Linked DNA regions of Mus musculus: regions 2 and 3 are each linked to region 1. The links are chromatin loops, found by intact Hi-C in ENCODE. Cell type or tissue: heart. All regions are shown on one strand.

Region 1 (8,000 bases):
CCCCATTCCTCTGAGACCATCTGTATACAGCACTGCAAAGATCTGGATGAGCCCCCTCACATAGGAAATTCTGCACTATGCTGTTCTTCAGTGGCACATCCTAACAGCATCTCCTTATACCCCCACCCCTGGCTTCCTCCATGCTGGGCATTAGTCCTAGTGCTGGATAGAATTCATTGGGGCTTGAAATAGATATGTAGGGCCAGTTTTGAGAAGGTCAGCAGGGCACAGACAGACCATGTAATATCTTAGCAAAGCAACATACATTCCCAGTTCTTCCCAGGGAGAACAGCTATCAGCCTGTTCTACAGGAGCCTTGAAGTGGGTTGGGGAAGTGGTCAAGACCCCTTATGCAGAGGCTGTAGGCCTTCATCAAAGGATTTTGAGCCAGGAGACAAGCAATCCTAAATTCAAAGTTAAGAGGAGCCTTTCCTAGGCCACACCCCTCAGGGAGGTCCCAGGCAACCCCCTTTGCTGAAGGCTAGGTCCACAGCTCAGGCCTTGTGGCACTGTTCCCTGGGCACAGGAACACTCCCCTTTGTACATTCGCAGATGCATGCCTTATTGACAATCCATCTTGTCCCTGAGTGCAATTACACATGTGTCCCTCTGCACATACAGAAGACATTACAGCCTCCTGGAGTGCATGACTGAAATACACAGTTGCAAACAAATCCTTCTGCACACCAAAGCCCCCGGTGCCCACATACCAAGTGCCAGTCCATTGCCTTTCACACTGGGGTTCCCACACAACATGTTCTGGTCCCCAAGTCCTTATGTGACCAATAAAAGCCCGAGTCCTCAATGGCATCCTCACTAATCTACTCCTGCTCAGTGCCTAGTGACAAGAAACTCCCTACTTCTAGAAATGGCTGCCAGGCCCATTAACCCCTGTAAGACTGGGTCCCTTCTCACAACAACCTGACCTGGGTATCCCTGCTCACAGCCAGGCAGGCTCTCAGGAAAGAGCCAGAAATTAGGGGCCCAAGATGCTGAGATGCCAGCTCATTGTCACACTGGGCACTTCTGAAGCCTGGCAGAGACCATCTCCTAAAGGGAGGGGCTCAAATGTTCCTGCATGGCAGTTGAGTCCTTGGCTTCTCTGGCCAGTCTACCCTGCACCCTTGCCCCAGGAGAGGGAACAGAAACATTGTCTCAGTCAGGCAAATAGCCAGGCCAAAAAAAGAGACAGTGGAGGTCAGAGGGAGCTGTGGTCCTGAGAGGTCCAGTCAGGGTCTTTGGCTCACACATTTCTTAGGAGCACAGCATAACTATCTCTCTTGCTGTGGGTTCAGCCTCTCCCTGCTTCCTCTGTGAGCTGCATATTGAACTCTCTCCAAACCCACAGATGCACCCCACCGAAATACTGTCCAGTTGAAACTTCTGAGTTGAAACCTCAGTATCAGCCCAAGAAGAAAGATGTTGGCAGGAGTCCTATACACATTGACTTGAAGCATCTTTTTGCGTCTGTGTTCAGTGCTAAGTCCCCAGAGGTATCCTCAAGTATCCCCAAGGGCACAGAGCAGGAGGGAACGAGAACCTGCCCAGCAACTCTCCTGAGGTCCCTAAGCTGACTGCAGCAAGTCAGACATAAAGATGAACCTACAGCTCCTGGTCACATGATCTGCTCATCTGTATCAGGTGCCTGCTAACCAAATAGTGAATGCACGGGGACTCTGATCTCCCAGGGCAGAGCCTGGCACTGTAAGCTACCCTCACCCACCCAGCTACCCTAGGGGCAAGTAAATGTGAGGCTGGGTCTACAGGTCACTGGATTTCCATTCTGAATTCATTCATACTGTGAAAGAAGCCGTGCCCCTGACCCGAAGCACCTCCACCCCCACCCCATACTGCACAACAGAGCATTGCAGATGCCACACTGGTCCCCCACCCCCATCACTGCACCATCAAGGCCCCCAATCTATCTGCTGCAGGCGCAGCACACCCTGTCAACAAGGAGTCAGAGGCCAATTTATTCCAAGAGGTCTGATCTAGTGGAAGCTGAGCCTGTTCTTGCTCCTCCACCTGCAAGGTTTGGCACAAGGGTACCAGCAGCATCTGACTGGCCGCTCCCTCCCAAGGTAGGCAGAGAGGCCAGGGAGACAGGCTGCAGGAGGCAGCCGTGCCGGCCCCTCCCCCAGCATCGCGCCTACAGCCTCTGCGTCGGGTAAGGATGTTCTTTATCCGCAGAGGCGAGTGGAGCACCATGAAGTGGGGGTGACGGGACAGCCATGCGAGTCGAAGAGTGGGGGGGGGTCCTATAGCTTCCTCTCCAGATAAGGAGCCTACCGCAGGCCGGAGCCGACCCTCTGGCGTCGGAGGTTTCGCATCCCCCTGCCCGCTGCAGCCGCGGACGACCTTCTCCAAATCTGGCTGCCAGCGGGGGCGCTTCGCAGGGACTCTCACCGATCTGTGCTGGATCTCAGCCCTCCCCCGCGAATCCCTAGGTCTCTTATATATATCCCTCCAGATAAGAAGGAATATGCCGAGAAAGACAGCGCACTGCAGGCGCGGATCTGCAGCGCGCGCCGCTCGCGGGGCAGAGCCATTTATTCTCGGTGCTCCAAAGAGCTTCTTCCTTCAGGGCACACAACCGCAAAAACCTCCGCACGTCCTGGGCCCACACCCGGCTTAGGACTCGACCGCTGTCAGCGCCTGGCTCACCTGGCTCTCGCTTGCCCTGGGGTTGCCCCCAACGCCGGTGCCGCGCTCAGGGCGCCCGCTCCGTTCCGCCACCCATGGGCCCGTCGGGGGCCCGCGTAGCCGGGGCAAGGGCCGGAGAGGCGCGCGGGGCGCGTCGCCGCCGCCGCCGCCGTCGTCGCCGCCACCGCGGGGAGCGCTCGCTCGGGACGGAGCGCGCGTACTGCGGTCGGGCACGCGCGCTCACGGCGCGCATCCCAGCCCGCGACTTGGCGGGCGCGGCCGGCAGCTCCGGCCCGGCTCAGCGTCCGGCGTCCGGCGTCCGGGTGGGGCGGGGGTCCGCGGAGCCGGCTCGGCCACCGCGGGAGCCGCGAGTGACAGGCCCGGGGCGGAGGGCGGGGCTGCCGGTGGGGATGAGGTCATGCCGAGCGAAAAAGCCCCTGACGTCACCTGCAGCCAATCAGAGTGAGCCGCTCGGGGGCAGGTGACGTCAGCGGAGCGGGCGCTGGGTGCGGAGCCCTGGCGGCGGCCGTGGGTCTCTCTGCCACCGCCCTCCGTCCCCCGCGCCCCAAGCTTCTCGGGCATCGGTTCTTAAAGGGGCCACGCACGCCGCAGCTCCCCACCTCCAGGAAGCCTTCCCAGCTCAGGGCTCCTGGTATCCCCAAGAACCCTCTGCCTCGCGGCACTCTAACCAGCGTCTACTGTCCTAGTATGCAAGGGTCTCCCTCTCTCGGCCCGCCTGGACTGAACCTGTCACGGATTTCTCTCCTTCCCTTAGCCTTTGTTCGCGAGAGGACGCCCTCCCAGAGTGCGCCTCCCCTGCCCCAGTGCGGCCCAGGGAAAAGGGTCATGGAGAGCTGCGGCCGCAAAGGGCCTTACCTGCAGCATCCGCGTTTGTCCTCTCCACGACCCCTGGAGGTGGAAGTCCAGCTCTACACTTTGCAGAAGAAGCTCCTAGGCGATGTGGTTTGCCTCAGGTCACTCATCCCGGGAAATCAGGGGGCGGGGCTCCAGACCCACCGGTGTGCTCCCCAGGGCGGCGCTGCCCCCCTACCTATGACATCCAGTTCTTGACAGCTTCCAATGAAAAGCCGCTTGGAAACGACCTCTACTCCCACCCGGACATCTCCCCTGCCCGCTGGGGACTGTCGGCTCCATCCCACTGTGTGAACACAACCACGTGAGCACTCAAAAAACATGGGTAATTACAACTAGGGCAGAAATACACAGGGGTCAGGCAGGTCTCAGAGGAAGGGGAGTCTTGTGCCAAAGTGGTCCACCTGCAAACATAAGCCACGTTTCCCTTAGTTTTCCCTCCTCCTCGGGAACAGGTTGGCAGAAAATTCTTTATTGTATGCCAGGCTGGTCTCAGCCTTCTGAGTGATGAGATTACTAGCACCCACCATGATGCCAGACCTTCTCAGATACTTCAAAAACGTGGCCCTGACTAGGTGGACAGTGAGGTGACCAGATAATATGAGTCTCGTGGGGGGTGGGAGGGGGGTGGAGTGTCCTGAACTTTCCCTGGAAGTCCAGCCTCTCACTCGATGAAGGGCAGAGTTTAGGAGATGGCTGGTTGAAGGAAGGGTCACAGAGAGTGAAGCAGGCACAAAGGAAGGAGCACTCCTTTGCTAGTATAGATTGTGTGAAGAATACTGCAGACCACACTAGGTGCTGGGCAAGGCTCTGCAGGGACCTTCTCCTTTACCCTACTGTATCCAGCTTGGCTTGGTTCATTATGAGTGTTTAGAACCGGCTTGCAGAAACCTCTCTATGTAGCCCAAGGGGAGTCTGGGAGTCTAGCCTGGGATTAATACAGGTTGGAGGGAAGAGGTGTCTCTGGCTCAGAAATAGCACAAAACAAACAAACAACTTGGGAGTGCTGCCAGGAAGGAAGCATGGGGAGCCCCAGGGATGTTTGGGGTTGGCTCTGGGTTCAGATCTTTGTCTCCTTGACTCAGGCTGAGCCCTAAATGCTGTTGATACCTCCTGCTGAAGGTAGCCCTCGAGGCTGAAGATGGCCAGCTCTACTGGATGCTTACTCAGGTCAGTGTTGGGGTGGTTGATGTGCTGGCTTCCTGCCCACTCTGAGTCCAGGAAATGGGGAGTTTGGGGGTCTGGGGAGGGGGAGTAACGCAAGCCGAGACCTGGGCAGATTCAGGCAATCGGGTCATGTAGGATTCAGGAGGAGGCAGCAGCAGCCCTGAAAGAGCTTGGGGCGGAAGGTGTGGAGGCTGACAAAGGAGTTGTTGGGTGCTAGTGTGTGTGTGTGTGTGTGTGTGTGTGTGTGTGTGTGAGAGAGAGAGAGAGAGAGAGAGAGAGAGCAAGCATTGCTTTTCACTCTTCCAGTCTCAAGAGGAGCCCAGTAGATACCCCTAAGAGGGTATCCAGGTGAGGAAGAGTGTGGCAGGGTATGGTCTGATACTCTAGGAGTGCCCAATTAGATCTCAGTTGTGCTGGGGGCAGATTCTTGCCAGGTTCAAGCACCTTCTGGAACCCCCAGGTAAATGGGCTTACCCAGTAGCCTGTCCCCACACTTTTGAAACTGGAACACACAATATTGTATACGATATAATCCAGTTGCAAGAAAAAAAACCTTAAAGTATTTCAAGTAAGCTTATAATTTTGGGTTAGGACATACTTATGGTTATACACATACAATTTGTGGGTAGACATGCTAGGCTCTACCATATAGATGACACTAGTTATGGCCCATTCCAGCAGTACCTGCTCTGTAGACCTGTGCCTTCTCAGTGGGTGCTGGGTCATCCCCATCTTCTTCATCTTGTTCCCTCACACCCCAAGGAATGAGGCAGTCTGGAAAGTTGATGAGAAAGGTTTGGAGCTAGCAAAGCAGTCTCAGGGTGTGGTTTCTTCAGAGCCGAATCCAGTCAGCTGCATCTATCTGTGCCAACAGAGGACAAGATCCAACCTCTGGCAGACTTTCTGCACCACACTGGCCCCAGGCCTGAGGACACCTTTTAGATTCTTTTGTGTTGACAGAACCCTGCAAGTGCTAGCGGCTCGCCCAGACTAAGGCAGTACTGGCTGCTGCAGAGTGCGGAGCCTGGATGTTCACTCAAAGTCTAGCAGGTGCAGCGAGCTTGGGTCTGTCTGCTCTGTCCACGTGCGCCCTCTGCTGCTCACAACAGTACACTGTGCAGGCTGGCCGCCTGAGGTGCAGCTAGGAGGTCACCCCAGAGACTGACCCACGGCCTGGCAAAGAAAAATGATTGTTCAGCTCTGCTTCAGTTTGTGAGGCATTAGAACCACCTGTGCCCTTGGACTGCCCAGCCTGACTTCTAAGGCACAGCAGATGTCCCTTTCCTGATTTAAAAAAAATATATATTTACCTTTATTACCACAAGTGTGGCAGTGCCAGGGATCCAACCCAGTGCCTTTTGGATGCTAGGCAATTACTTTGTCACAGAGCCATATCCTCAATCTTTATTTTTAAATTATATTTTAAAGTCAAATACGCATGTGCATTTTCAACACTGAAGAGTACAACCCAGAAGCCTTGAGAATATTCATTTTGCTATATATTGCCACCACCATCCATTTGCAGAACTCTGTGTCTTCCTACAGAATGGAACATTGGTCCCTGCTAGAATTTATCTTCCTCAGCCCCATGTACCACCGTTCAAACTGTTTTTTTTTTTTTTTTAGCTCTTTAAAAAGGAGATGTTCTTTGTTATTTTTTCTTAACAGATGAAGTGGCTGTTACTTATTTATGTTTAATGTCTATAAACATTTGCCTGCATGTGTGGGTGAGCACCATACTCACACAATGCCCTCAGAAGCCAGAAGATGAAGTCACATGCCCTGGAACTGGGTTTGCAGACTGTTGTGAGTGACATGTAGGTGTTGGGAACTGAACCTGGGTCCTCTGCAGGAGCAGTAAGTGTTCTTAACTGCTGTTCTTAACCTCTCTCTAGTCTTCCTGTTACTATCTACCCCTTTAAAATATAAACTTAGCATGCGAAGTTATGGGTTTCATTATGATACTTCACACACACACACACACACACACACATACACACACACACACACACCACAACTGCCCTCCACCATCCCCATGCCTCTCTCTTTCTGGCAGCTTTTCTGTCCCCCTAGTAGCTCCCCCTGCTTCCCTCACACAGATTCCATTTTCCTCTCTTTCTCCTCTCCCACATCCCTTAGGGTCCCTTCTCATTGTTCTCTTTTTAGTTTGTGTGTATGCAGATGTGTGTGTGCTTTCACATGGGCATGCACTTTATGTGCATTTGTGCACACATAGAATATATCTTCTTCTATCACTTTTGCCTTTGAGACAGAGTCTTTTCCTGAACTTAGAACTTCTACTTTTCTAGCTATGCTAAAAGCCAGCAAGCTCCAGAGATCTTTGTCTTTACTCCTGTGAGCGCCAGGGTTACAAGCATCTCTGAGACTTTGTTACATTGGTGCTTTGACCCAAAGCTGGTTCTCAGGCTTGGCCAAGTAGCACTCTTAACACCTGCGCCATCTCCCCAGCCTTTACTTCTTCTAGATTCATGTCCTGTACCCCTTCCCACCACCACCACCAAAAATGTCTGCATTCTTTTTACAAGAGAAAACACGTAGTGTTTGTCTTTCTGAGCCTTGATGTATTTCATTTAATGTTGTAGTTGCATCCGATTTTGTGTGTATTTTCTCTAGCCATTCATCTGTGGATGGATATCTAGAGTCATTCCATTTCCTGGCTGGTGTAGCAGCAAATGTGGGTGTGCAAGTATTTCTGTGGAATATGGACCTAGCCTTGGTCTATGGCCCTGGGGGCTACTAGTAGTTGGGCTATATGGTAGTCCTATTTTTATTTGTTTGGAAAACATGCATACATCAGGGAAATGTTAATTAAATCCAGTTTGGAATTCCATCTCGCCCCAGTCAGACTCAAGAGAACAAAAGCAACAGATGCTGATGAGAATGTGGGGGACAGTGAAGCCTCTTCTCTATTGTCAGGGATGTAGACTGGTGTGGCCACTATGGAAGATGATGGGTTGGCAACTAAAAATGTTTGCATTTAAGTAAACAGACTCCCCTTAAGCCCAGCCCTTCACTTGTTCATGGGTGAATGCTGTCAGTACTCAGACACAGATGTGGAAATGGGTATGGACTCTGCCGTTATGCTTCTCCAAGCCGGGGAAATGCTTCTTCATTGTAGCTCTCCCACAATTACGTCCGTGTGTTGCTGTATTTCCAGGAGGCTTGCAGTGCTATTCCAACCGGTGTTTATCCCACCCCTAGCCCTTTCCTGAGACAAGATGTTGCTCTGTAACCCACTGACCTTGAACTCACTCTATAGTCCAGGATGATTGGAGTTCATGGTAATCTCACTGCCT
Region 2 (8,000 bases), 190 kb before region 1:
TCTAGCACCTACATGGTTCAGAACTATGTGTATCTCCAGTTCTGGGGAATCTGACCCCTCTCCTGACTTCCATGGGCCCCAAGAATGCACATGGTATACATACATATACACAGGGGAAATATTCATACATACAAAGTAATCTACAAATTAAAAAAAAAATCACTTTGCCATCACTAATCAAGTCATTGGTTCAGCAAGGCATGGACACTAAGGACCACCCACAGAATGAGGAGGGGCAAAGCCAGAGTCAGTGGTCTCTGGCAAAGCTCACTGGTTAACCAGCATCTCACACAGGACAAGGCAGAACCTGTGGGACTCTACACAACACATCTATAAAGGAGAACCTTCAAAATGCCAGCCCTACATGTGGTGCAGCCTCCAGGGAGCAAGACCTCCTACATGTATCCCCACAAGAAGTTGGATCCTACAAGTCACTCACTGTAGGGAAGGAGTGGGTTTATGGACTTAGTAGCAAAAAGGGTTGGTAATTTCAAAATACCAGCATTTTCAAAAGCAATATAGATATAGCATAGGGTTCAGTGCCCTGCAGTGGCTATTTTTAACCCCCCACCCACGAAAAAAAAAAAAACACCCTAAAGTCTAAAACTATAAAAGACCACATATCCCAGGGAAGAACTTATTCCTTTACAACCATGTAGGTGCGGCTATCTGTCCTCATACCTGCCCACCTAAACCCTTAACCAAGGACAGAGAGCCCTCCTCACCCTGATGAGATTGTCCTCTGCCTTTTATAGCCTGCCAAGATACTCTTGTCAGTCCTTTCCACTCCTCAGAGGTAAAGGTCAGCTACAGAGTCAACTGCCCAAGCCTAAGTCCAGGTTCATAGGATGGAGACACTGGGCCATGGTCTAATCCCGGTTGGACTACACAAAGAAGGCTGCTTGCAGGACCCAGCACTGACCAAATGCATGCACTTCATCTGTTTAGAAGCAGCACTTGGTTCACTTAGGGTTCATACAACCCTGAGTGTGATATGAATAGCAGAGAAGCATACCACACTCTGGCAGTTCTACTAGACCTTGACAACTGGCTAAAAGCTTTTCAAATATTAGTGAATCCAGAGGTAGATGAGTATATCATTCCAGGTGAAGTGGCCAGTGAAAAGTTGAAAACTGAAAAAGGTCTGCACTCTAAGAAATAGCACTTCCCAGATGAAGTTCAAGGCCTTCTATTCTACAGAGACCCTGGCTATGGCCCATGCAGTCCTCCCACATCAAGTCACTGGAAAGAGCACAGATCTGATGGTGACTGTCATTCTCTGGCTTACATAAGTTACGATGCATAGCTGTGTCCCTGTGCTCCACACCTGTGGCTCAGTGTCCAGTTACTCTAAATATTGTGACCACTAATACTATGATGAAGATATGCATATCCCAAATAAACCTTGAGATACCCGTCACTTATGACAAGTTCTTACAGCCCAAAGTTACAAGTCATGAAAACCTAAAACCACTCAGCTGTCTATGTTGTATTTCTATGACTACATTCTCCCAGGAACTCTGGGCAAGTAGAAAGATCAAACGTCAGGATTTGACTCCACAGATTCTGCTAGTATCAACATCATCTGACACTCCCAATTACTCATCACTGTGTAGGTTATTGCAGCTCTGTACAACACCAGAGTTTCTCTAAGCAACAGGGAAAGATAGCTTCTTACTCATGACAGACATGGAGTTCACCATCAGATGAATTCAAACTCAGCCTGAACCACAAGAGATAAGGACACTCTCAGACCACACGGTAAGAAAGGGTCCACTCTCCTTGGCCATGTGTCCACTTGGCAGGGGATATGAAAAGGGCAAAGCTCTGTCTCCCTTTCTCCTCTGGCAGCCACCATCAATCTTCTATAGTTTGCTGAGACACCGTGAGGATGAAGAAGGGTTGATGAACATGAAAGTAACTCCAACATTGGAAATCTCCATCCAAGTTTGACAGTGGCTCAGGAGATCTGGCTTCAAAGCCCTCCTAAAAAGCATCTAACAAGCCTGAGGCTTTCTTCAAAGTCAGGAAATCAGTAATCTATCCCAAGGAGTTACCTGTTACACACACACACACACACACACACACACACACACACACGCACACACACACACACAATCAACACCAAGCTGTCAGGGTGAAAAAACTCTGGGAAACCACAGGCTTTGCAGGCACACTCAATATTAACTTCAGGGGAAAAGGCACTGAGGTGCTGATCAGAACAATGTTCTACTCCACACAGCCACAGTTGGCTAACAACATCCCACCCACACCAGTCTCAGGGAGCTACTGGGAGGCCATACACACTAGGGGAGGTGAGACAGGTAGTATAATAGAACCCAAGACAATCCTGAAGAGACAACCCTGTTGGGTCTTCCAAGTTCTCTGCTCCCCTCTCCTCGTTTATAAATGAAGAAATTGAGGCTTGAAAAGGTAGCCACTAACTAAGCTCAAGAGGTAGTACCCTATTTTCTATAGATGTTAGGGAGAAGAGGAAACTGTCACAAGTAAGGACAGACTACAAAGTGGGATCTTTCACCATTTCTGAAACCAAGGAGACCAGGTTATCTCTCTCCTTTGGGGGACCAAAGGTGTCCGACTCCACTCCTCTGAGAGACGGGGAACCAAGGCACCTCTCAGTTTGGGAAATTAATGTAGTCAGTACCACTCTCAATCTGGGAGACCAAGAGTCAGGGCTTGTGTCCATCTGGGAGACCAAGCAGGTGATAGATCTGAGAACGTAAGGGGTTCAGGGCCCTTTCTATCTGAGGAACTAAGGGAAGTCGGGGTCCCACTCCATCTGGGGACCAATGGGGTAAGGTTTCTTCTGTGTAGAGGAACCCTATTCAGGGCCTCCACCCAGGAGGACCACGGGAGTCAGGATCCCTCTCCATGAAGGAGGCCAGGAGCTTCAGGGCCCGTGGGCATCTGGGGAACCATCAAATTCTGCCTTCCTCCACCCCAGATGTCCGATAGACGAGAGTCGCTGCTCCGGGTGGGTACCCGAAGGTAGGACCCGCGAAGCCCCGGGACGGAAGAGCAACCCGCGAGGGGCCCCGTAAAAGACTGAGGAGTCCGACCCCAGGCTCCACTGCCCCAGCCAGGCTCTGGCCCAGAGCACTCACCGGCCCGCGCTGCGTGCTGACGGTGGTCGCCATGGTGCTGCGGCGGCCCTCTGCCTCGCCAACTGCACAGAGACCCGCCGGGAGAGCTCTTCCGCTCCCACCACAAGCTGCGTCGCCGACCGTTGTCCCGCGAGGCAATCGGCTCTTCAGTCAGCTGACAGTCGCCCCGCCCCGCCCCACCCCGGCGTTCCCAAAGCACAGAGCTTGGCAATAGCTGGCCCCGCCCCTTCCGGCTAATCCGCGCACGCGTGTTCCGACCTCAGGGGGAAATGGGTCTCCCGTACACGCCTGCGCAGTGGCTCCCTTCGGGCGCTCAGCAGCCCGTTAAAATGGCTGTCAGACTGTTTGCGCATGCCTAAACCTGAACACTCTCCTGCGGGCAGAAGCCTGCTCACCCAGTCGCATACACCTAGAACAGGGACGCACATCTCAATTCGGTCGAGTTGCCACAGCGTCTAGTCACCTAACTGGAGATAGCTGTGATACCACCGCTTGCAGGTGCGTGATCCGCTTGGAGAAAACTGAGGTTTGGCTGCCTGAGCGAAAAAAAAAACAGATGGCAGTAGAACCAGCTACCCTCAAGCTCTTGAATTACCTCAAAATTCTGTGGGAGGGAGAACATTTATATTTAAATTTTAAAAGAAGAAACCAAGCTGAAGGAGAGACAAGAGTGGGACGGAAAACTTCCACCAGCCTTGGATTTGCTAAATGAATGGAGAGATGAAGATCTGTCCCTAGGAAACCCGGGCCACCCACTCTTGCCTTTTCAGAGCACTCTCTTCAGAAGAATACTTGGCCAGATAGAACCAGGGTAGTTCCTATAAGGAGTTTACCCTATGGTGGTCACCAGTCTGTAGGTCCCCTTTTACTTGTGCGGCAATAGACTTGGTACTGTCTAGGAGTACCAAGAACATTTCCTCACTCACACCATGTTCTCTTGTGTTCCTTTCATCTTTAAGATTACATCTTCCAACTCTAGTGACAGTCTCTACCTTGGCATAACATGGGACTGCATCTGGGCTCTGTTCCTGGACACTGATCTATATCCAGTTCTCACCGGTCTCTAGCTCCTGTTGCCCAAACTGTCATCTCTATGCTGATAAAGCTAAGACACAAAAGACTATCCATTGTGGCAGACAGAGTTTTAAAGAGACCCCTGATCTCTCCTGGTGTCCACATCCCTGCTCAATCCTTTCTTCTTGGTTATAGACAAAACCTGTGACTTGTGTCTAAACATGCAGCAGACAACCTGTTGTATAAAATTATATCTGGATAGCACAATAGGATCCCCTTGTGACTAAGACCACACATATGGCCTCTGATGAATCCCAAATCCTTCAGTACTAAGCAGTTTAAAAAAGACACACACCACCACCAACAACACCAAGGGGGAATTGTTCCCAAGAAAAAACTTTATCTCATAAAATGCTTCAGTACGTTCCTGAAATCAGTTCAAGCCCTGGCACAGTCTGTCAGAGCAGAACCACAGCATTTGTTCTTCCTTGACTTAAAGCTCTCTCATGGTGGGGATCACGTGGCTGGACATAATCTTACTTGTTTCTACTAGATTTGCAGCAGATAGAAACTCTGGTATAGGTGGACTATGATAAAATTCACCTAGGTTACTTTGCAGAAACTTGAAAACTAGCTCTGCTGCTAGTACTGACTCCACTCAGCAGAGAGGTTATGGGTAACAGAAAATGGATGAAAGGCTTAGCATCTCTGTGTTCATCATCTTGTATTTGTCCCCTTTGTTGCCTTCACTCTTGACTCGGATTTGTAGTGCTTTTCTATTGATGGGATAAGACCAAGGTAACTTACAGAAGAGTTTAATTTAGACTTATGGTTTCAGAAGGTTAGAGTCCATGATGGTGGAGCAGAGATAGCAGGTGGCTGGAGCAACCACTGAGAGGCAAGCAGGAGACAGAGACATATTAGGATTGGGATCAGTCTTTTGAAACCTCAAAGTCTTTCCCTAGTGACATACCTCCTCCAACAAGGCCACACCTCCTAACCCTTCTCAAATACACCACTGAGGATCAATTAATCCAATGTGAGCCTATGGGCTCAACTGCCACAAGATGCTACTCAACTCTGTATGGAGACACACAGAAACTCTGAGAAATGTGTTGTTGCTGGGTACAGTGGCACATATCTATAATCCCGATCATTAGGAGGCTGAGATGGGAGCAGGACTGGGAAATTGAGGCCAGCCTGGTCTACAAACCAAAGGGTGAAAAGCAGTTATGTCCAAGACCACAGGGCTAACTTGGACATTGGAGCAGGTATGTGCTTCCTCTTGCCAAGCATAGTGACTTAATTATCTGAGGTTCTATGACCTTTTAAGGCTCAGACCAAATCACAAGGCCAGGATGTTTAAGCAAGACACTGATACCAGTTCTAAACGTAACTTAAAATTTCCTAGATTAAATCAACTAAGTAAATTCGAAGGCCAGAATACTTTTTCACAAGAAGGAAAACATGCCCATGGACATCGAAAAATTACCAAACTTTAGTCTTTCCCAGGAAAAACAATCAATAAAAGCCTGCTGCCACTTTAGTTGAGTGAGCAGCCTGGTCACCTCTTCAACTGGCATTAAGTCCCTCTGCTCATGAGTTGAAGTCTCAACAAAGCTTTGCCCATGTTGTCCATCATACAGGGTTTGGTCCTATTTCTTTTGTTAGATCCAATCATCTGATAACTGGTAGTAGTCAAAACGCAGGCTAGAGAGATGGCTCAGTGGTTAAAAGCACTGACTGCTCTTCCAGAGGTCCTGAGTTCAGTTTCCAGCAACCACATGGTGGCTCACAACCATCTGTAATGGGATCTAATGCCCTTTTCTGGTGTGTCTGAAGAGAGCTACAGTGTTCTCACATACATAAAATAAATAATTCTTTAAAAGAAAAAAAAAGATTGTCAAAACCCATCTTGTACTTGTGATCTGTGCGTTGTCATGTATACAACTTTTACCTCAATAATTTTAAAAGTGACAAAACACCTCCTATGTATCTGGCAGGGTTGCTAATCTCAATGTATTAAAAAGCTTGACAAATTTATAAGAAAAAAGAGTAAAAACTAAAAGAAGAAAGAAAGAAGTTGGAAGTAACATGATTGTCCACATACCCATTGTTGTGAAATACTCCCCGTGAGCTCATGTGCTTAAAACATTAATCCCAGCACACGGGAGGCGGAGGCAGGCGCATTTCTGAGTTCGAGGCCAGCCTGGTCTATAAAGTGAGTTCCAGGACAGTGTGGGCTATAGAGAGAAACCCTGTCTTGGAAAAAAAAAAAAAAAAGACATTTGGTCCCCAGTTGGTGGTCTTGTTTTGGAAGATTGCTAAACCCTTAGGAAGTGGAGGATTGCTGAAACTTTAGGAGGTGGAGGAAGTGAGCTATTTGACCCAGGCTTTGAAGTTCCAAATAACTGCTTTATTTTCACATCTTGACCTTTTATTATATTATTTCCAACAGGGGGGGGGTGAGGGAGTGCATCCTTTGTTAGTCTAGTATATTCAGTAAGTCTATAGGCTGTGTGTGTGTTTCTGTGTGTGTGTCTATGTGTGTTTGCCTGAATGTATGTCTGTGCACCTCATGTACACCTGATGCCTGAGAAAGCCAGAAAAAAAGGCATTGGGTCTTCTGGTATTAGAGTTACAGTTTTGAGCCATAGTGTGAATGCTTGGAATAGAACCCAGATCCTCTGAAAGAACAGCGAGTGCTCTTTTACCACTGATTCATCTCTCCAGTTCTCTCTTCTGCTATTTTAATACACCCATGTGTCCACAATCCACTTTGATAAATTCATAGGTGGTACTCTTTTACTTGCACAAACAAGTGATTTTCAGTCTGTGTTATAGATGGTGCTGGACAGGTAGTATTGTCTGTGTGCTCAACAAGTGGAGAGCTTTTTCCCCCCTGTCCATTTACACTCAAGATGAAGCCAAATGCTGATTGTAGGTGGAGTTACCTAGGGCACAGCCTGAAAAGCCAGGATTCAACACAATATTTGGTAGCTTTGGGCACATAGTCTGCTGTCCTCACTCTGGTATTTTGCCAAACCATGAACAGGTTAGCTGAGCAAGGCCACTGTGTGAACATTAGGCAAAAACAGGAGAACAGTCTGAATACTGTTTGTACTGGTGGGTTTTGTGGTTGTGATTGTTGGTGGTGGTCAACTTGACAGAAGCTAAAGTCATCTGGCAAACAGGATCCTCAACTGAAAAAATACTTCCATCTGATTGGCCTACAGGCAAATCTATGGGACATTTTCTCCATCAATTGTTGATAGTGTGTGGGAGGGGGCAGCCTACTGTGGGTAAGTCTTGGGTTGGATAAGAAAGCAAACTTAGCAAGCCCTGGACAGCAAGGCGGTAAGCAGTGTTTCTCCGTGCCTTCTGATTCAGTTCCTGCCTTATAGATCCCTATTCTGCTTGAGTTCCTGTTTTGGATTCTTTCAATGTTCGAGTAACATGTAAGCCAAATAAACTCTTTCCTTCTCAGGTTGCTTTTGGTCATGGTGTTTATCATTGCAATAGAAAGCAATTAGAATACCATCTGAACCAAATAAGCAGGCCTCCAGTCCTACCTAGTATGACAGCTATGGGGCCAGACTAACCTCAGCCTCATATTGTTCTGTCTACATAAGAATTTCTAGAAGTCTAGTAATAGACTTGCCTCTTCTCCCTAGCATCATCCAATCCAGACAAAATCCCACTTCCTAAACCCTCTCCCATATGTTCCTATGTTGTCTTTTTTATTGGGAATAGAACAATCTTGGTGTTGCACAAAGAAACACATGAACAGAGTGAAAGAATTTGGCAAGGTGATTTCTTTTTGCAAAAAGAGTGTGCCAGAACCCAATCAGGGATACTGAA
Region 3 (8,000 bases), 150 kb before region 1:
CCTGCCTTCCACTGCTTTGCCATACTGTACGTACAAGACAGTGAGGAGCCAGGATAGGGCCCCCTGGTGCTGTCTCCTAGGGAATGCATTCAGGGGCCTGGGCTGTTTCCCAGGAAATGGATTAATGCTCTAAACCGATCCAGGAAGCCTTGGAAACAATGTCTCCTTTCCTTGCTCCGGGTAATCCTGCATCTGGCTCTGGCTTCTAGAGCCCTGGCTGTGGGGGCCCCAGATTCTGTACAACAACATCCCATGTGCCAGACAGTTAAGGAGGAAAGAAACAAAAGCTCCCGTGTTAAGAGGTGACCCTTCCAGTCTGCTTTCAATTTTTTGAAAGTGTGGGAAAATGCACCCAGCGTACAGTGTCTGTGGTCCTTTTCAGATGTATCCACAGTCTCTTATCCACATTTTGGAGAACTGAGCAACCCTTCCCAAGGCCAGTGCTGCGTTTTCTTAGCCTCAGTTCCTTCATGGACAAATGTGAATGGAATAACAGGCAGGGTGGAGAAACCAGAGGAGGTAGGACTTTCTAACCACACCCCACACGGCCATACAGGTTGGCCACTTGCCATTCTTAAGTCCCACAAATGGATCAGCCCCTTCCCAAGTCCAGGCCCCACGGCTGAATTTTTGTAAAAGCAGTCCCGAAGTAGTGGCCTTTGTCCTGGGACCTATACATCTCGGTCTTGGGTTGTGTAACCTCATTGCTTTCTCTAAATCAGCCCTGGCTAACTAGAAGCGGCCTGCTCTGCAGGCATTCCGAGTCTCTTCTTGCTTCTTGGTCTCCCTCCTAGCTGTCCCCCTAAATGCTCTGTAGCATTGTCCCTGGGCAGGCAGAAAACAGGCATGGCAGTACATGCCTGCAATCCCAACAACTGGAAGGCTGAGAAAGGAGAACCATGGCAAACTTGAGGCCATCCAGGGCTACACAAGTGAATTTAAGGCCAGCCTGGATCTATACATAGAAAGAACTTGTCTCAGAACAAAACCCAAATGAAGCAGGTGGAGAAGGCTGAGGAGCTACAGTGGGATCCCCAGGCTAATGGCTCTGGTACCATCCAGACACTAGGTGGGCAACGGGAAAACATTCTTTAAAATGATGCGCACTCTAGGGTTTTCTGGCCCAATGGCCTAACCTACTAAAATTTGTTTAAAACATTAACTGGACATTCCTGGGCAAAATCCCTACAGGTTCCCGTGATTTCTTTTCATGTATCACTGGAATCAATTTGCTGACATTCTATTAAGGATTTTTGTTACTAGGTAGTGGATTTCCACTTCCTTTTTTTTTTTTTTTTTTTTTGATTTTTTTTTAACCTGTCTTTATCTGGTGTTGGTCCTGAGTTAAGTAATTCTGAAAGTGCTGGTGTAGTGGGAGGCTGATCTGCCGGAGGGGCCTCTTGGTTCGAACAAGGACCTCCCTTTGGAACTCTGGAGCAGGCCAATTTGCTCAAAAGCACCAGACCAGTCACAGCTCCTGTCCCCAAGATACAGTGGAACTAGCCATGGTCACAATACCTCTTGGCTGGCCATTACTGGAATGTTACCCACTGAACCTGGATGATGGCAGACTGGCCAAAGAGTTTGTGGTTGTGATTTCACAGAGATGGGGATAGGGGGTGTGCCATCTGTTGTAAAATTGTAGACTTGGAGGATTTCTGGGACAGGTTTGGCTGGGCTCTAGGTGGTTCTGGCAATAGTCACTAGGTATAGCTATAGGTAGAGCAGGGACACAGCTGTTCCTGGAGGGAGGGCTGCACATCCAAGAGAAAAGATGCTACACCTGACCTGCTGATTGGTACTGGTTAGATGAACACACAAAAATGTGCAGTCAGAGAGGGGATGAGACCAAGAGGTAGACAGTGGACTGCAGGTAGGGAGAAAGCAGAGTCTTGAATATAAAACTTTTGGGAACCAGATGAAGATAGATAGCCACAGACCAAATGCTGCCAAGGACACTGGAAAGGTGGGAAGGTAAGCAGGGAGGCCAGGTAACCAGCAGGGTAGGTATGGGGACACACCTGACACCTCCTTTCCTCTCTTATGTGGATCATTGGCCCGTACTTGTGTACCCATGTTCTACTTGAGCTGACCACCCCTGGCCAAATCTCCTCTAATACTCCACTTCAAGGTCCCCAATACTCTTCCATGCAGCTGAGAAATCACCACTGCCCCTAGTGGTGTGAGCACTGGCCTCAGGCTCCCTCTCTGTGACTGCCTGTGTGTCCCCATTAACAGGACAGTACTGCTCATTCCAGGACAACATTTAGTACCCTAAATCTACCACTTCTAAAGATCAGGCCAGCTCTTTGGAGGGGAAACTGTCCTGAAGGCTAGTTCTCTCTTACATTGGAACTCTGAATGGGCCACAATGTCCTCACTCTCCATTGGTCTTCCCAGATAGTGCTGGAAAGAGTGGGGCGCTCCTCAAGTTCACATGGTGACACCTAAGGTGAGCAGGGGCAAGCAGGTGGCTGAAGGTGGAGGGGACACTTCATACCTTGGGACTTGTTCACCTAGTAGTACACTGTTGACTAGAGTAGCTTCCATTGAAGTACACAGTAAATATAATCCACATCTGTAAAGTTCTGAGCCTGGCCGCCATCAGTTCTCTTCCACCACCTTCCACAGCACATCTTAAGGAAACACAAGGGTTTCATGCAAGAAAAAGAGAGTCCCAGTAGGCCTGACCGCCTCCACCACCGTCCTTAAGGCCACACTCTTTTCAGAGGCTTCTCTGGATCTTAGGTGCCATGAATCTCCTTGACTCTCTGCTTCTCTTAAACATAGAAAGGGTCTACCGCTAAAGTCTTGGAGGCACTAGGGGGTCTGCTGCAGAGAGCCTCTGCTAGAGTTCACTGGCCCTGCTATACTGATGTCTACTGGCATACCAAAGAAACGCTGTCCCCTTCTTCCCACGGGAACAGAAACAGCGGGTGGAGAATGGCTTCCAGGGCATTTTGGACACTGCAGCTTACAGCTCTCTCGCCCGGCATAAAACATTACACTTAATACGCAGATCACCTGTATTCAGAGCTCTAGTCTGCACAGAGCACCCACGGTGAATGCAGCAACCCAACCTAAAAGCAGTATCTCCACACCGCCTGCAGAACCCGGCCTGCGTGCCATATCTTTGCCAATGCTCAATATCCCCACCCTGCAGGGAGCACCTGTGCCTGGTGACCAGCACTCCAAAACCGACTGCAGTACCCTGCCACGATCCAATGGCCCCGTTTTATATGAAAAACGCTCGCGAGGGCGGAAAACTCCTTCCAAAACCCAGGGGTTCAGGGAGAAACCCCTAGACCAAGGCGACCACATGGACGTCTTCCCAAGGTCTGCTTCCTGCGCCGTCCGGCATTCGTTTTAATGACAAGGCACCAGGCAGCTAAAGCACTCTCCGGAGGCTCCTGGCTCTGTCCTGGCCTCCCCTTCGCCCCCGCCCCAACAACACCCCAATCTCGCTTTTCCTGGCCCAGCGCGCTCTTAGAGACTGGCGGGGCGGTCCAGGCGGAAGACGCTGATTGGGCCATGCCTCTGATTGACAGCTGCAAGCACCAGTTGTCACGGTAGCTGCAGCCGGTGGCGCTCGCTCGGGCTCGGCTCGGGCTCGGAGGCACTCGAAGCGGCTCGGCTGCTCGTCTGGGCTCGGCTGAGTGGCTCGGTTCGGTTGCTCGGCGGGGCTCGGCTGCACGGCCGCGGACGGGCGTGCGCTGGGGGGGGGCGCGGGGCGCGGGCCTCGGAGGTGGCGGCGGAAGCCTGGTGCCCCCGCCCGCCGGGTCCTCTCAGAGAGGCAGAGCGGCATTCCCGCGGCCCGGCCTCGTACGGGTGCGGCGTGGGGGGCGGCGGGGGCGCGGAGCAGCGCGGCCCGCCCGGGGGCGCCGCGGGCCGGGTCAGCGCGGACGGCGCTCGGCGGACTCGGGCGCACTGCTGGCCGGCCCCTCCCTGCCCGCGCGCCCGGGCGCCCACTCGCCGGCGCGGGGCCCGGGAGCGATGACATCGACGGGGAAGGACGGCGGCGGGGCGCAGCACGCGCAGTATGTGGGGCCCTACCGGCTGGAGAAGACGCTGGGCAAGGGGCAGACAGGTGCGTGCGCGCCGGCGGCTGGGGGCGCGGGCGGGGCCGGGATGCAGGGCGGGCGCGCGGCCGTGGGGCCAGGGAGACCGTGCTGACCGGCCGGGTGGGGCCGAGTGAGGCCGCAGAGCAGGGATGCTGCAGGCTGGGCCCGGCGGCCGCGAACAATGGGCGGCGGTGCGCCGGCGGCCGCCGCACTCCTGGGTCCCGCGGTGGAGCCCCTCAGCCCACCGGTTGCAGGAGGGCGGGTGCAGCCCAAGGACATGCAGCGCGGCCTGGGGCGCACGGCGACTGGGGCAGCATGGGCCGGGCCTGGCGACTCCTGGCAGTCCCGCTGCAGGTGCGCGGCCCGGGGCCCGCATTGTGCGCCGGAGCGAGCGCCGGGCCCATTGTGCCGCGGGAGGAGGGGGACGAGCGGGCGCCCATCTGCCGTCTGCCGCGTTAATAGGCGTGCTGCCTGAGCAGCTGCGTCCCGGCCGCATGACCCCCACCTCCAGGCAGCGGCCACCGCCCGGCAGGTCCTGGCCTGGCTTTCCTAGGCTGGACCTCCCGTTCTGGTGGGGGTGACAGCGCAGGAACCTAAGGAAAGCTGGACAGCGCCTTCTTCTGCACCCAGTCTCAAGCCCGAGCGTCTGCGACATTGGGTTTCCCTGGGGAGGTAGAGGGTGACGGTTCCTGGGCTTGGGCCATACATCACCGCCTGGCGGTTGAAACAGACCAGGGCCTACAGCAGAAATGAACCTCCCCAAGAGTCCTCACTGTCTTTCCCTGGACAGGTTCCATTTCTGCACAGCTTTCCCATAGACCAGCCGTGAACTACCTTACATTTGGCCAGCTTTCTGGGGCAGCCTAGGTTTAGTCAGCCCCCTCATCTGGTCAGCGAGGCGCATTCACACAGTCGTCTTTGTGGGAGGCTGGGACTCAGCCATTTTCTTTCTTCTCCCAGGACTGGCCTGTCTTCGGCTGCCCAAAGGTCCGATTGGCGCTGCCCACATCTCCTTTCTCTTTGGAAAAAGTTCCCCAGAGCCAGTGCAGGCCGGGGAGTGGAGGACAGTGGGGAGGTGCAGCGTGGTTCAGGTGGGGGCTTGGGAGCCTTCTACAAGCACCCCTGGGGCTTCAGGGAGGCAGTGGTAGAAGATGATATTTGAGAAGAAGGTGGACCAGGCTGAGTTCTCTTGGAGGCTCGTAACTGTGATGTCACTGAGCCAAAGGCAGGTGGGTTTTTTTTTTTTCCAAGCCCCAGGGCTTCCCACCCTGGAGTCAACCCCTGAGCTGAGCAGTCAACACCAAGGCACTGATCAAGGGGCCCAGGACTGAGTGAAAGGCATAGGCAGCTGGTGTTCTCTTGAGTTCTGCATGTTTCTTGGGATGAGCAACTGTAGTTTGTGAGGGAAGAGCCTGGAGTAGCAGAATGCAGGGGACAGTGAAATAATCTAATTGTACCAATAAAACGTTGTTAAAAGAAGCCCTGGGTGTGTAAGTGATGAGAGCAGGGAATGATGCACGGTGCCTTGTGGACTCTGGGCAGGGGCTGGTCTCCTTGTTTTCTCTGTGGCATTACATGGTCCTATAGTTAATGACACAGTGATGGCAGGTGATATAGAAGGACCCTAGCAATCGTGCTCCTGGATCCTTGGATGCGCCCTCTCTCCGGACTACTGAGCGACAAAGGAGTGCAAATGTGCCGCTCAGGAGACTGTTCATCCTGAGTGTCTGCCTGCTATACTACTGGAGGATCGTTCTGGTGGCTGTAGGTAGATCCTGACTGTATCTGCTGAACCTGGTCAATTAGCAGCAGATGTCAGCAGAATTGCTGTATCTCAGCCTTCTTTGCTACACCAGGATCAGGCAGAGGCAGACTTCTTGCCAGAAAGGCTTGATGAGGGAGTGTAAGCCAGACCACTGTCCACTGCTGCCCTGCTTACATGCTGATCTGAGGGCTTCTCCTGGCATGACCACATGTCTTGGGAACACACACACAGATGGCTTTCGGTTTTTACCCACCTGCTCATTTCAACACTAACCCTTGCTCCATTTTGCTTGTATCTGTCTATCCAGACAGAAGCTGCTTCTTGGGGCTATGGATGGGCATAGTCTGGTGGCAGTGAACTTTGTGGAACAGTGTAAGCCCCATCACCTATGGGAAGGTGTACCTCAAGATGTTGCCTCCAGACAGTTAGATGGCCTCACTGCTCTGCCTGTCAGAGGCAGGATACTTTTCTACCCATACTAGAACTTTGCCTTTGTGGGCTCACAGCCCGAGAGGGCCTGTAGGACCTTGTCTTTGTTAGGACTTCTATAGCTGTGCTAGAACACCATAGCCAAAAGCAACTTGGGGAGTGAAGGGTTTATTTCAGCTTGCACATCACAGTCCATCATAGAAGGAAGTCATGGCAGGATCTGAAGGCAAGGCAGGAATCTGGAAGCAGGAACCGAAGCAGGGGCACGGAGGAATGCTGCTTGCTGGCTTGCTCCTCCTGATTTGTTCAGCCTGCTTTCCCGTGCAACTCCAGGACTACCTACCCAAGAGGTGTCACTCACAATGGAATGGGTCCTCCTGAATCAGTCATTAATCATGAAAATGTCCCATAGGTTTGTCTATAGGCCAATCTGGTGGGGTCATTTTTTTTTTCCTCAATTGATCTTCTGTCTTCCCAAATGACTCTAGCCTGTGTTGATGGAAAGAGAGAGAGAGAAAGAGAGAGAGAGAGAGAGAGAGAGAGAGAGAGAGACCATACTTGCCAGCACAGACCTACTATAGGGGGTGATGACAGGGCCTGCTACTATGCAAGAAGTGGTCAGTCAGGCCAAGGCAAGGGAAAGAATGAGCAGGACAGCCTTCCTTCCATCCTGACTGGGCTCACAGGCAGTAGATCGGCTGTCACAGTGAGAGACGAATCATCATCCATTTCACACTTCCAAGCAGCCACTGAGAGGTTGGGAGAGAGCTCTGATGACTGCCAAGCTGCAGATGAATCATGGGGTAGAAGAAGTCTGTGAGGGAGAGACAGGTGGGACGAGGCAGAGAAGGGTAAGAGAGACAGGCGACTGGGGAGATGGGTCAAGGAGATTTAGGTCAGGGTGAAGAGTTGGGTCATGGAGAGCCAAGACAGAGGAGAGATGGGTGAGGGAGAAGGGTGAAGGGGCAGATCAGAGGACAGGTGAAAGACAGGTGGGAGAAGAAACAGACGAGAGACAAGTAAGTGGGAAGAGATGGGTGGGAAGGGAGACAGGTGTAGAGGAAGACAGGTGAGAATCACGTAGCACACCTGCCGAGACCAGGGGTGTTGGTGCTCATGGGTGGAGGGTGGTAAAGTGAACAGGAGCAGGAGTAAAGGTGGCTGTTGGACCAGGGAACTTTTTGAATGTCAAGCAGGAACTATCGATTATCTTCTGTTTCAGTCCCTGTAGATGGGTCAGGCTGGTGAGGGCTGAGTCAGAAGCTGTGTGGGGCCAAGGCCCAGAGCCCATAACTATGGGTGGAAAGGGCCTGGTGGCCATTTCGGCAATGAAGGTGGGTGACATACAGTGTCTGGTGATCACTACTCACCACGCTCCTCTGGTCCCTGCTGTGAGCCCCTTGTAGATTACAAGCCTCCTCCTTCCCATCTGGCTCTGGCCATCTGACCTAGTTGCACAGGTGAGGGTAGTGCGGCTTCAAAGCTAGCACTCTGAGAGAATTGTGCTTACTGGGAACAGAGAAAAGGATTTGCTGCCTGCCCGGGGCCTTGCTCAGAGCTCATATCAGGTGACACGCAGCTATCCTGCCTCTCTTCTGCTCTTTCCTGCCCCTCTCCGTAGCTAAGCCTGGGCACTGCTAGCCCTCCTCCTACAGTTCACACTTGCTCAGGAGTTCCTCTTCTCCTTGAGAGCTGTTTCTGCAGGCACAGAGGCTATGGAAGGGGAGGAGTGCTCGAAGAATAAG

The links. Hi-C counts contacts between places; a loop is a spot of excess contacts. Peaks named below come from ENCODE experiments on the same cell type or tissue, not always from the same donor. Only the 100,000 strongest peaks of a DNase experiment are listed, where the experiment ranks them.
Region 2: it touches region 1 in a loop (5-fold over the local background); 2 of 42 quality-filtered maps call a loop at or near these places.
Region 3: it touches region 1 in a loop (2.3-fold over the local background); 5 of 42 quality-filtered maps call a loop at or near these places.

Annotation. Positions count from the first base shown.
Region 1 is chr7:142,092,259-142,100,258 of GRCm38, forward strand. Dusp8 (dual specificity phosphatase 8) reads right to left here and starts at 3,026. Exons shown (of 7, transcript NM_008748.3): 1 at 2,665-3,026. It overlaps Gm32786 (a long non-coding RNA gene), which reads left to right and starts at 1,908. Exons shown (of 7, transcript XR_870057.3): 1 at 1,908-2,081; 2 at 3,419-3,820; 3 at 4,602-4,686; 4 at 6,352-6,540. In heart, CTCF peaks have their summits at 3,228 and 3,546; DNase peaks (open chromatin) are centred at 1,783, 2,093, 3,083 and 5,693; H3K4me3 peaks cover 3,000 bases; H3K27ac peaks cover 2,354 bases; H3K27me3 peaks cover 4,044 bases.
Region 2 is chr7:141,899,151-141,907,150 of GRCm38, forward strand. Tollip (toll interacting protein) reads right to left here and starts at 3,311. Exons shown (of 6, transcript NM_023764.4): 1 at 3,126-3,311. The coding sequence starts at 3,158. In heart, no CTCF peak of the experiment used is centred here; a DNase peak (open chromatin) is centred at 3,361; H3K4me3 peaks cover 1,979 bases; H3K27ac peaks cover 1,790 bases; H3K27me3 peaks cover 2,598 bases.
Region 3 is chr7:141,946,093-141,954,092 of GRCm38, forward strand. Brsk2 (BR serine/threonine kinase 2) reads left to right here and starts at 3,659. Exons shown (of 20, transcript NM_001009930.3): 1 at 3,659-4,087. The coding sequence starts at 3,994. In heart, CTCF peaks have their summits at 2,162 and 4,772; DNase peaks (open chromatin) are centred at 3,539 and 4,649; H3K4me3 peaks cover 2,043 bases; H3K27ac peaks cover 437 bases; H3K27me3 peaks cover 7,653 bases.